2 separate regions of the Homo sapiens genome follow, and region 2 is linked to region 1. The links are chromatin contacts, found by Hi-C or POLR2A ChIA-PET in ENCODE. All regions are on one chromosome and are shown on one strand. The core of a region is the stretch at or near the end of the contact, and the rest is flanking DNA. Distances in the headings are between cores, read along the strand shown. Region 1 overlaps RAPGEF2 (Rap guanine nucleotide exchange factor 2). Region 2 overlaps RAPGEF2 (Rap guanine nucleotide exchange factor 2).

What was found. Hi-C counts contacts between places; a loop is a spot of excess contacts on that map. ChIA-PET counts read pairs that join two places held with the same protein, here RNA polymerase II (POLR2A). Pooled maps may share reads with other maps.
Region 2: a loop to region 1 is called in a map of posterior cingulate gyrus, with 2.4 times the contacts of the local background. The contact joins two enhancer-like sites. A Hi-C loop is called at or near these places in 5 of 168 maps with a recorded cell type or tissue (astrocyte of the cerebellum, endothelial cell of hepatic sinusoid, heart right ventricle and 2 more) and 1 of 50 pooled maps. POLR2A ChIA-PET finds 5 or more read pairs at or near these places in 2 of 52 experiments (AG04450 and BJ).

What each region holds. Positions count from the first base shown.
Region 1 is chr4:159,273,416-159,278,018 of GRCh38, forward strand. The region is part of intron 7 of RAPGEF2 (Rap guanine nucleotide exchange factor 2); the gene reads left to right. Among named protein-coding and RNA genes, the nearest start is that of MIR3688-1, 150 kb to the left of the region's middle. Within about 2 kb of position 1,501, at least 5 of the 41 ENCODE cell types and tissues checked have a DNase peak (open chromatin) inside an H3K27ac peak, as active enhancers do.
Region 2 is chr4:159,357,889-159,362,495 of GRCh38, forward strand. RAPGEF2 (Rap guanine nucleotide exchange factor 2) reads left to right here. Exons shown (of 30, transcript NM_001394067.2): 30 at 226-2,285. The coding sequence ends at 251. Among named protein-coding and RNA genes, the nearest start is that of MIR3688-1, 230 kb to the left of the region's middle. Within about 2 kb of position 2,808, at least 2 of the 41 ENCODE cell types and tissues checked have a DNase peak (open chromatin) inside an H3K27ac peak, as active enhancers do.

The DNA of each region.
Region 1 (4,603 bases), core at 251-2,750:
TTTGCTTTTAGTCAAAATAAGTATACCTCATATCTTTGCCTTTAAATATTTTTAGTAATGATCCATTAAAAAATCTGTTGGAAAATAAAATCAATTTAGATTACTGAAAAAAAGAATGATTAACTTAAGAAAAAGCAAATGCTCAAAATGTGTCATTAGGAATTCAGTTATTCTCCTTTAACCATTTAGCCCTAGTAAGATCAGTAATCAGTTTCTTTCTTTCTTTCTTTCTTTCTTTCTTTCTTTCTTTCTTTCTTTCTTTCTTTCTTTCTTTCTTTCTTTCTTTCTCAATTTAAATATTATATAAAATGCATCAAAGTAAATGCTCTGTAAGTTTGGTCTCATAGGTATAAGTATTCCTTAAACATAACCTGACATTTCTTTCTCTTTTTTTCGAGATGGAGTCTCGCTCTGTCGCCTGGGCTGGAGTGCAGTGGCGCAGTCTTGGCTCACTGCTACCTCCATCTCCCGGGTTCAAGCAGTCTTCCCCCTCAGTCTCCCAAGTAGCTGGGATTACAGGTGCGTGCCACCACGCCCAGCTAATTTTTGTATTTTTAGTACAGGTGGGGTTTCGCCATGTTGGCCTGGCCGGTCTTGAGCTCCTGACCTCAGGTGACCTGCCTGCCTTGGCCTCCCGAAGTGCTAGGATTACAGGCTGAGCCACCACGCCCGGCCCTAACATTTCTTTAATCTGCCTCCAGAGGTTTGACCAAACTCTTAATTTATTCAGGTAATCTATTAAGAATTCCTCCAGAGTAATGCTTAAGTTTTCTTCATTTTCTTTTGTTTAACAATAAAGGTAAAATCCTTTCACAGTTACTTTAAATCCTTAATGAAGTACTTTTTAATGCTTACTTTATATCCCTGATTTTTAAAAAAGTAACATTACTGTCATGTCTGTAGTGATCTTTATAAACTTTTGAAAGCCTTTTCAATTTAGATCAAATAACTTTAATCATTATATATTTTATTTGAATATGGTTTGCTTATAAGCTTTTTTGAAAAATATTTTAAAAATAAAACGAATGTCTAAATATATCTACATAGAGATATAACCATGTGAGCATGTATAAAAATATATACGTGTGCGTGTATAAGTGTGTTTGTAATTTAAATGAAAGTTTGTAAATGTGTCCTTAAGGTCTCTATTTAAATTTCCTTGTTCTGAGATCTTTGTTCTCTCTGACCTACTTTTTCTTCATCCTTAACGAGTGGTCTTTATCTTTATAGACATGACACATGCTTGTGATATTTCCATATAGTATTAAGATGCCAGTGCTATTAGTATTGTCTTAGGTATTACACAGAATGGGCTAAATGGAACAGTGTCTGATTTTTGGAACATAAATTAAGAAACTAATAGAAAAAATATATTAGGGAATGTAGATATAAATTTGCTACTTTAAAGCTACTTTAAAGACATGATATAACAGAGCACACTTTAAAAATGCAACAAATTGCATCATACAAGAAGTTCCCTTAAGCTCACCAATGGTCCCTGCCACTCACTGTCTTTCCTATTGGTGCAGAAACACCCATGTCATAAAGAATTAATCACTTGTCACTCTCTGCCATTTCTTCTTCTTAACTGAACCCCTAACATAGGCCTTATATGTAGTTATGTTTTTCTCTGTCTCTCGTGTGTGTGTGTGTGTGTGTGTGTGTGTGTGTGTGTGTGTGTATGATATATGAGAATCTTATAATTGCACAGTCTGTGATACATCATATCTTTATAACTTATCAATCATCCACTGTCTATATTTCTTTTGTACTCTGAAGTCACTATATAAATATGCCCCATATGCTTCAGATCTCTTCATTCTACATCAATAGACCAAATTCTCTTTTACAACTTACACTGGATATTCATCATAAAGGCTGTTTTCAGAGACATCTTAGGCATGAGTTAGCCTTAGATTTATTAACAAAGTGACAGCCTGAAAAATTTCTTTACAATTATCAAAGTTACATTCTTCTTTAATGAACTCTAGAGAAATACATTATTGGTTTGTAATATTGACTTGGTTTGATTATTAAATGAAACATACCCTCCTTTCCCCTTTATCGATACATCTGTATACATGTACTTATTTCATATGTATGTGTATGTGTAAATATAATTAATCCATACTTTAATTTTTAATTTTAGTATGTAGAAAAAAACTAGAATTAAGATTTGCTTACTTTATTAGTAAAAATTGAGTTTTGAGAATATACGCTCTATCTCTTGTCATAGATGTTTTATTTTCTTACTCTTCTATAATAGAGTTGAAAATACAGATTACAATGGAGTCATCTTATTATAGGGTATTTTCAGTGGGCAAAAATTTACTAAAAGTGGCAGAAAAGAACATCACACTTTTCATGATAAAGGAAGACAATAAAACATGAATGTGAAAAAGCTGAAGAGTTGTAATTTTTTCATTCCCTCTCTTTTCTTAGGGAAAAAAAAACGGGTAACCCAGACACTTTTACTCTGTGAAGTATTTTTATTAAGTGGAAGCACTCTTGTTTATTTTTCTCAGTAATTAAGAAATATTTGGAGTTAAATGGGAGTATTCTGCCATATAATTTTTATGGGTACTATGGAACTGAGAAGGACTAATAAAGGTACTATAGTAATTTTAATACTTAAACCTTAGGTACTTAGTATCCCAGTATCTTTAATTGTAGTGAAAAAGGAGATTGCCTTGAGTTCCTTGTCAGTAAAGATTTAGAATGATTCTATAGTCACTGGGCCTATAGTGGCTGGGTTGGTGGGGTTTGGGGGAAGTTCAGCAAAATTGAGCAATGAGTAAATTTATGCCCCAGGTTTCCAGTGATTGAGAATGTGAAGGATGAAATTAGCTTTTTCTTTATGACTAATTGATTTTACACTTACTTGTTTTCTTAAAAGTATACTTTTGTTCATTTTAAATGGCAACTTAAAGATATGGATGCATAGGACTTCCTATTTCCTGTTGAAATTAATATCATTTGTTGAAATAGTCAAATGTCAAAATCATAGTATTTTAGGGATAACATTTACCTAAATATAAAAATAACTTAAAACAATTTTATATAGAAGAGGGTACACTTTGAATAGCTAAACTAATTTTCACTGCTTTGTTTTTGTTACGGTTATTTGAGCAGCAGGTTGGTCTGTGTCTTATTTGTTATAACAAATAAAATTTGAAATAGCTTAGCTAAAGAAAATATAAACACAGGTGACAACATTTCTTCTCCCTTTGCACTGTATATAGTGAACCTTTTATCACTAAAATCTTTTAATGTGTTCATTTTAGTTGGGCATATTCCCAGATTTCTTTACCGTTCATTGTCCTTATTTCCCCTCTGAAAAAAATGAGCAACCTGATGTAAATGAGAATTAAAGCATGTCTGTTGAACATCCTCACAAAAGTTCATTAGTAGTGATATTAAGAAGTTTTTTCAAAAAAAAAAGGAAATATGGATAACTTTAAAATGTCTTCTAGCTGTTTCTCAGAGCAAGACTAGTTAGGGACTATCTTTTTTTAATTATTATTATACTTTAAGTTGTAGTGTACATGTGCACAACGTGCAGGTTTGTTACATATGTATACATGTGTCATATTGGTGTGCTGCACCCATTAACTCATCATTTACATTAGGTATATCTCCTAATGCTATCCCTCCCCCCTCCCCCTACCCCACTACAGGCCCAGTTGTGTGATGTTCCCTATCCTGTGTCCAAGTGTTCTCATTGTTCAATTCCCACCTATGAGTGAGAACATGCAGTGTTTGGTTTTCTGTCCTTGTGATAGTTTGCTGAGAATGATGGTTTCCAGCTTCATCCATGTCCCTACAAAGGACATGAACTCATCATTTTTTATGGCTACATAGTATTCCATGGTGTATATGTGCCACATTTTCTTAATCCAGTCTATCATTGATGGACATTTGGGTTGGTTCCAAGTCTTTGCTATTGTGAGTAGTGCCACAATTAACATACGTGTGCATGTGTCTTTATAGCAGCATATGATTTATAATCCTTTGGGTATATACCCAGTAATGGGATTGCTGGCTCAAATGGTATTTCTAGTTCTGGATCCCTGAGGAATCGCCACACTGACTTCCACAATGGTTGAACTAGTTTACAGTCCCACCAACAGTGTAAAAGTGTTCCTGTTTCTCCACATCCTCTCCAGCACCTGTTGTTTCCTGACTTTTTAATGATTGCCATTCTAACTGGCGTAAGATGGTATCTCATTGTGGTTTTGATTTGTGTTTCTCTGATGGCCAGTGATGGTGAGCATTTTTTCACATATCTGTTGGCTGCATAAATGTCTTCTTTTGTGAAGTGTCTGTTCATATCCTTTGCCCGCTTTTTTATGGGGTTGTTTGATTTTTTCTTGTAAATTTGTTTAGTTCTTTGTAGATTCTGGATATTAGCCCTTTGTCAGATGGATAGATTGCAAAAATTTTCTCCCGTTCTGTAGGTTGCCTGTTCACTCTGATGGTAGTTTCTTTTGCTGTGCAGAAGCTCGTTAGTTTAATTAGATCCCATTTGTTTAATTAGATCCCATTTGTCAATTTTTGCTTTTGTTGCCATTGCTTTTGGTGTTTTAGTCATGAAGTCCTTGCC
Region 2 (4,607 bases), core at 1,558-4,057, 86 kb after region 1:
CTTTTTAATATTGTGTGTATATATGTAAAGATATGTATTGCATACATTTTAACCTTTTTGTTGTTCGTCATTGTTTAGGAAAAAAAGACAAGGATTCTAAGTGAGCTATACTAAAAAGAATAACTATGATAGTTTTATTTAGCACATCAGTGAATATATTCTCTATAGCACAAGAAATTACTTGCTTGCTCATTGATTTCTTTTTCTTCCCTGCTGTATTTGCAGAAGATGAACAAGTTTCTGCTGTTTGAGGCACAGACTTTTCTGGAAGCAGAGCGAGCCACCTGAAAGGAGAGCACAAGAAGACGTCCTGAGCATTGGAGCCTTGGAACTCACATTCTGAGGACGGTGGACCAGTTTGCCTCCTTCCCTGCCTTAAAAGCAGCATGGGGCTTCTTCTCCCCTTCTTCCTTTCCCCTTTGCATGTGAAATACTGTGAAGAAATTGCCCTGGCACTTTTCAGACTTTGTTGCTTGAAATGCACAGTGCAGCAATCTTCGAGCTCCCACTGTTGCTGCCTGCCACATCACACAGTATCATTCCAAATTCCAAGATCATCACAACAAGATGATTCACTCTGGCTGCACTTCTCAATGCCTGGAAGGATTTTTTTTAATCTTCCTTTTAGATTTCAATCCAGTCCTAGCACTTGATCTCATTGGGATAATGAGAAAAGCTAGCCATTGAACTACTTGGGGCCTTTAACCCACCAAGGAAGACAAAGAAAAACAATGAAATCCTTTGAGTACAGTGCTTGTCCACTTGTTTACAATGTCCTCCTTTTAAAAAAAAAAAATGAGTTTAAAGATTTTGTTCAGAGAGTAAATATATATCCATTTAATGATTACAGTATTATTTTAAACCTTAAGTAGGGTTGCCAGCCTGGTTTCTGAAAAACCAAATATGCCGGACAGGGTGTGGCCACACCAAGAAGACGGGAAGACCTGGCTTGTGACCCTGGCTTCCCATGTCCTTCTGGTCTCACCCGCGAAGTGCCCTATCCTGGAAGTATGAAATGTTAGCCAATTAATACCAAGACACCTCATCTGCTCCTTCCCCAGTGGATGGGGTTCTTCTGTAAAACTGTTTGCACATGGCCAGGGGAGGGAACTAGGACCCTTGTGTCCTGTCTGAGCCTTATGGAGGCAGGACGGTGTCATTGGCGGATGTGTCCTGCTCCATTGAGATGGATGGCAAACCCCATTTTTAAGTTATATTTCTTTGATTTTTGTTAATTTAGAGGTGTAGGTTTTGTTTTTTGTTTTTTTGTTTTTTTTTAAGAGAAACATTTATAACTGGATAGCATTGCAGTGAAAGCAGCTTGGGATGTTGGAGCTAATGCCAGCTGTTTATACTGCTCTTTCAAGACAGCCTCCCTTTATTGAATTGGCATTAGGGAATAAACAAGCCTTTAAACGTGATAAAAGATCAAAAACCTGGTTAGACATGCCAGCCTTTGCAAGGCAGGTTAGTCACCAAAGACTAACCTCCAAGTGGCTTTATGGACGCTGCATATAGAGAAGGCCTAAGTGTAGCAACCATCTGCTCACAGCTGCTATTAACCCTATAATGACTGAAATGACCCCTCCACTCTATTTTTGTGTTGTTTTGCACAGACTCCGGAAAAGTGAAGGCTGCCAATCTGAGTAGTACTCAAATGTGAGGAACTGCTGGTCTTGGATTTTTTTTCCATTAAATTCAGCTGATCATATTGATCAGTAGATAAACGTAAATAGCTTCAAATTTTAAAAGTGGAATTGCAGTGTTTTTTCACTGTATCAAACAATGTCAGTGCTTTATTTAATAATTCTCTTCTGTATCATGGCATTTGTCTACTTGCTTATTACATTGTCAATTATGCATTTGTAATTTTACATGTAATATGCATTATTTGCCAGTTTTATTATATAGGCTATGGACCTCATGTGCATATAGAAAGACAGAAATCTAGCTCTACCACAAGTTGCACAAATGTTATCTAAGCATTAAGTAATTGTAGAACATAGGACTGCTAATCTCAGTTCGCTCTGTGATGTCAAGTGCAGAATGTACAATTAACTGGTGATTTCCTCATACTTTTGATACTACTTGTACCTGTATGTCTTTTAGAAAGACATTGGTGGAGTCTGTATCCCTTTTGTATTTTTAATACAATAATTGTACATATTGGTTATATTTTTGTTGAAGATGGTAGAAATGTACTATGTTTATGCTTCTACATCCAGTTTGTACAAGCTGGAAAATAAATAAATATAACATAAAGCCTTGCCTATATTCTTAATGAATCATGCATGCTTTTTATTATTAAATTGGAATAGAAGCCTTTCGTCTCCTGCAGAAGCAAGTCCTTCGGCTGGAGAGATTTAGCCTCATGGTTATTGGAAACTGCCCAATAGCCTATTTATTTTAGGCAGATCTCTGTTGATCCAAAGCAATTAATATCATTAACGTTAGCACCAGCCAAACCATGTTCAGAATTCAGTGTTTCTTGAAAATGAAGATGCTGTCACAATATATTTGCATAACATTTGTCTCTTCTCAACCGTTTCCAACAATAATCTTTATGGTACGTAATATTTTGGTTCCCAGTATACATACTGAGAGACAGGACCTCAGAGAAACTGACATTCAAGGTCATGATTATTAAGTGGAGAGTACAATTTAGCTAGTGATTCTGGACTTCTAACTAGTACACAATATGAGTGCTGATGTGTGGTAAGTCTGAATAATACTTTAGTCTATCAGAAGGGCACTTAATTTTAAAAGGTAAAAACCAGTAAGTAGCAGCCTGCTTACGCACATGTTTAAATGAGTGACTCATTTCTTTTCCTCAAGCAAGCATAACTAAAAGTATTAGCCATCAGCCACTGAGAAGTCTCAGAAGTCAGAGTGGAAGCAACTGGAAGCAGAGGCACCAAACACTGGAACATGTGAGGGAGCCTGAAGAGGAGCGGGAGGAAGGTCCCTCCAGAAGCTAACAGGAAAATGGCCAGGGCTAGGCTTCAAGATCTTTCCAAGGTATTCGTGCCAGCTATTTTGCTGAGAAATTTTGAAAACCTGGACACCAAAATAGTCGGGAAAATTATTTATTTATTTATTTATTTATTTATTTTTTAACCATTCTAGTAGCTTCAACCACACCTTTTAAAAAATGAAGAACCTGCGTGTTTGTGTATGTTGTTACATGCTCATCTCTGTTGTCTTTTCACTTTAAAACCCATTCCTCAGGGACTTTCCTAGACTGTCACTCAGCTTAATTTTCTCAAACTTTTTTTGAAAAAATACTAAGAATCTGATGTTTTGGAGAATAACCTCTTTATCATTACTGTGTGTGTTCTGCTAAAAATATGAGACAGTGACAAATAGGGCATGGTTCGTTTTCCTTTTAGGTTTTATTAGACTTTTATGTTTTAGGATACTTCCTCCGTGTAGCACAAGACTGGTCTCCACTTAAGGGTTTCCAGAAATAAGTATTTGCCAAGTGTAACAGTTTGCAGGGACAGAGTTTATGTTATGTTAATAATAGAACTTTGCCAAGTTTTAGGGATATTGTAGAAGGTTTTGGTGAAGGTCTGATGCTCTCCACCCTAATCAAAGAGGCCACACAGACCGGGGTCTGTGTTTTCATACATACAGGTTGAAGTCCTCAGAATGTTTTTCTCAGCCTCAATCCATTTCTCTGCTTTTGGGAGGTATAGATTTTATGCTCATCTATGATTTAATATGTTTTACCTTTAGTTCACTGATAATATCCCAAAATGAATAATGCAAGCTTCTGAGGATGCATGTATCAACACACCTTTTGGTCTCTGCCTCTCAACGCCAGTGCACTACATTCATGCCAAAGAAAAATAGGAAACTCTCTTGAGCGCTTTATCCCATGATACCAGCATTCTTTAAAAAAAAAAAAAAAAAAGGCTTACCTAGAGAATAAACGTAATGCAGCAACTGAGGAGTCAAGTTGTTGATTGCAGAGGTAAATTATTTTGTGAAGATTCACTAAGGGTATAATATCAGCAGAGGTTGTTGAAAGGGGCAATAAGACGGAAATGTGTAAGGCAAACTGCAGCTGAGGCCAACATGACACTTTCAAGAAAGATTTTAAAGTGAGAATTTACCTATTTGAGAGTGAGACGAAAATACTGACTGGAACTGAAAAATAATTTATGAATTGCCTTTTTTTTTGAGACAGAGTCTCACTCTGTTATCCAGGCTGGAGTGCAGTGGCGCAATCTCAGCTCCACCTCCTGGGTTCAAGCGATTCTCCTGCCTCAGCCTCCTAAGTAGCTGGGACTACAGACGTGCACCACCACACCCGGCTAATTTTTGTGTTTTTAGTAGAGACGGGGTTTCACCATGTTGGCCAGGCTGGTCTTAAACTCCTGACCTCAAGTGATCCACCCGCCTTGGCCTCCCAAAGTGCTGAGATTACAAGCGTGAGCCACTGTGCCCGGCCTGAGTTGCATTTTTTAAAAGATTCACATTTTAGCCAAGTACAAGGCAAGCTAGTTGTTACTATGCCATAGCCATATACCAGAAAATTTTATAGAGGCAATCACGACATTCCATGCAAGGTTAAGAAATGCCAGAAAAGACTTTATTTCATG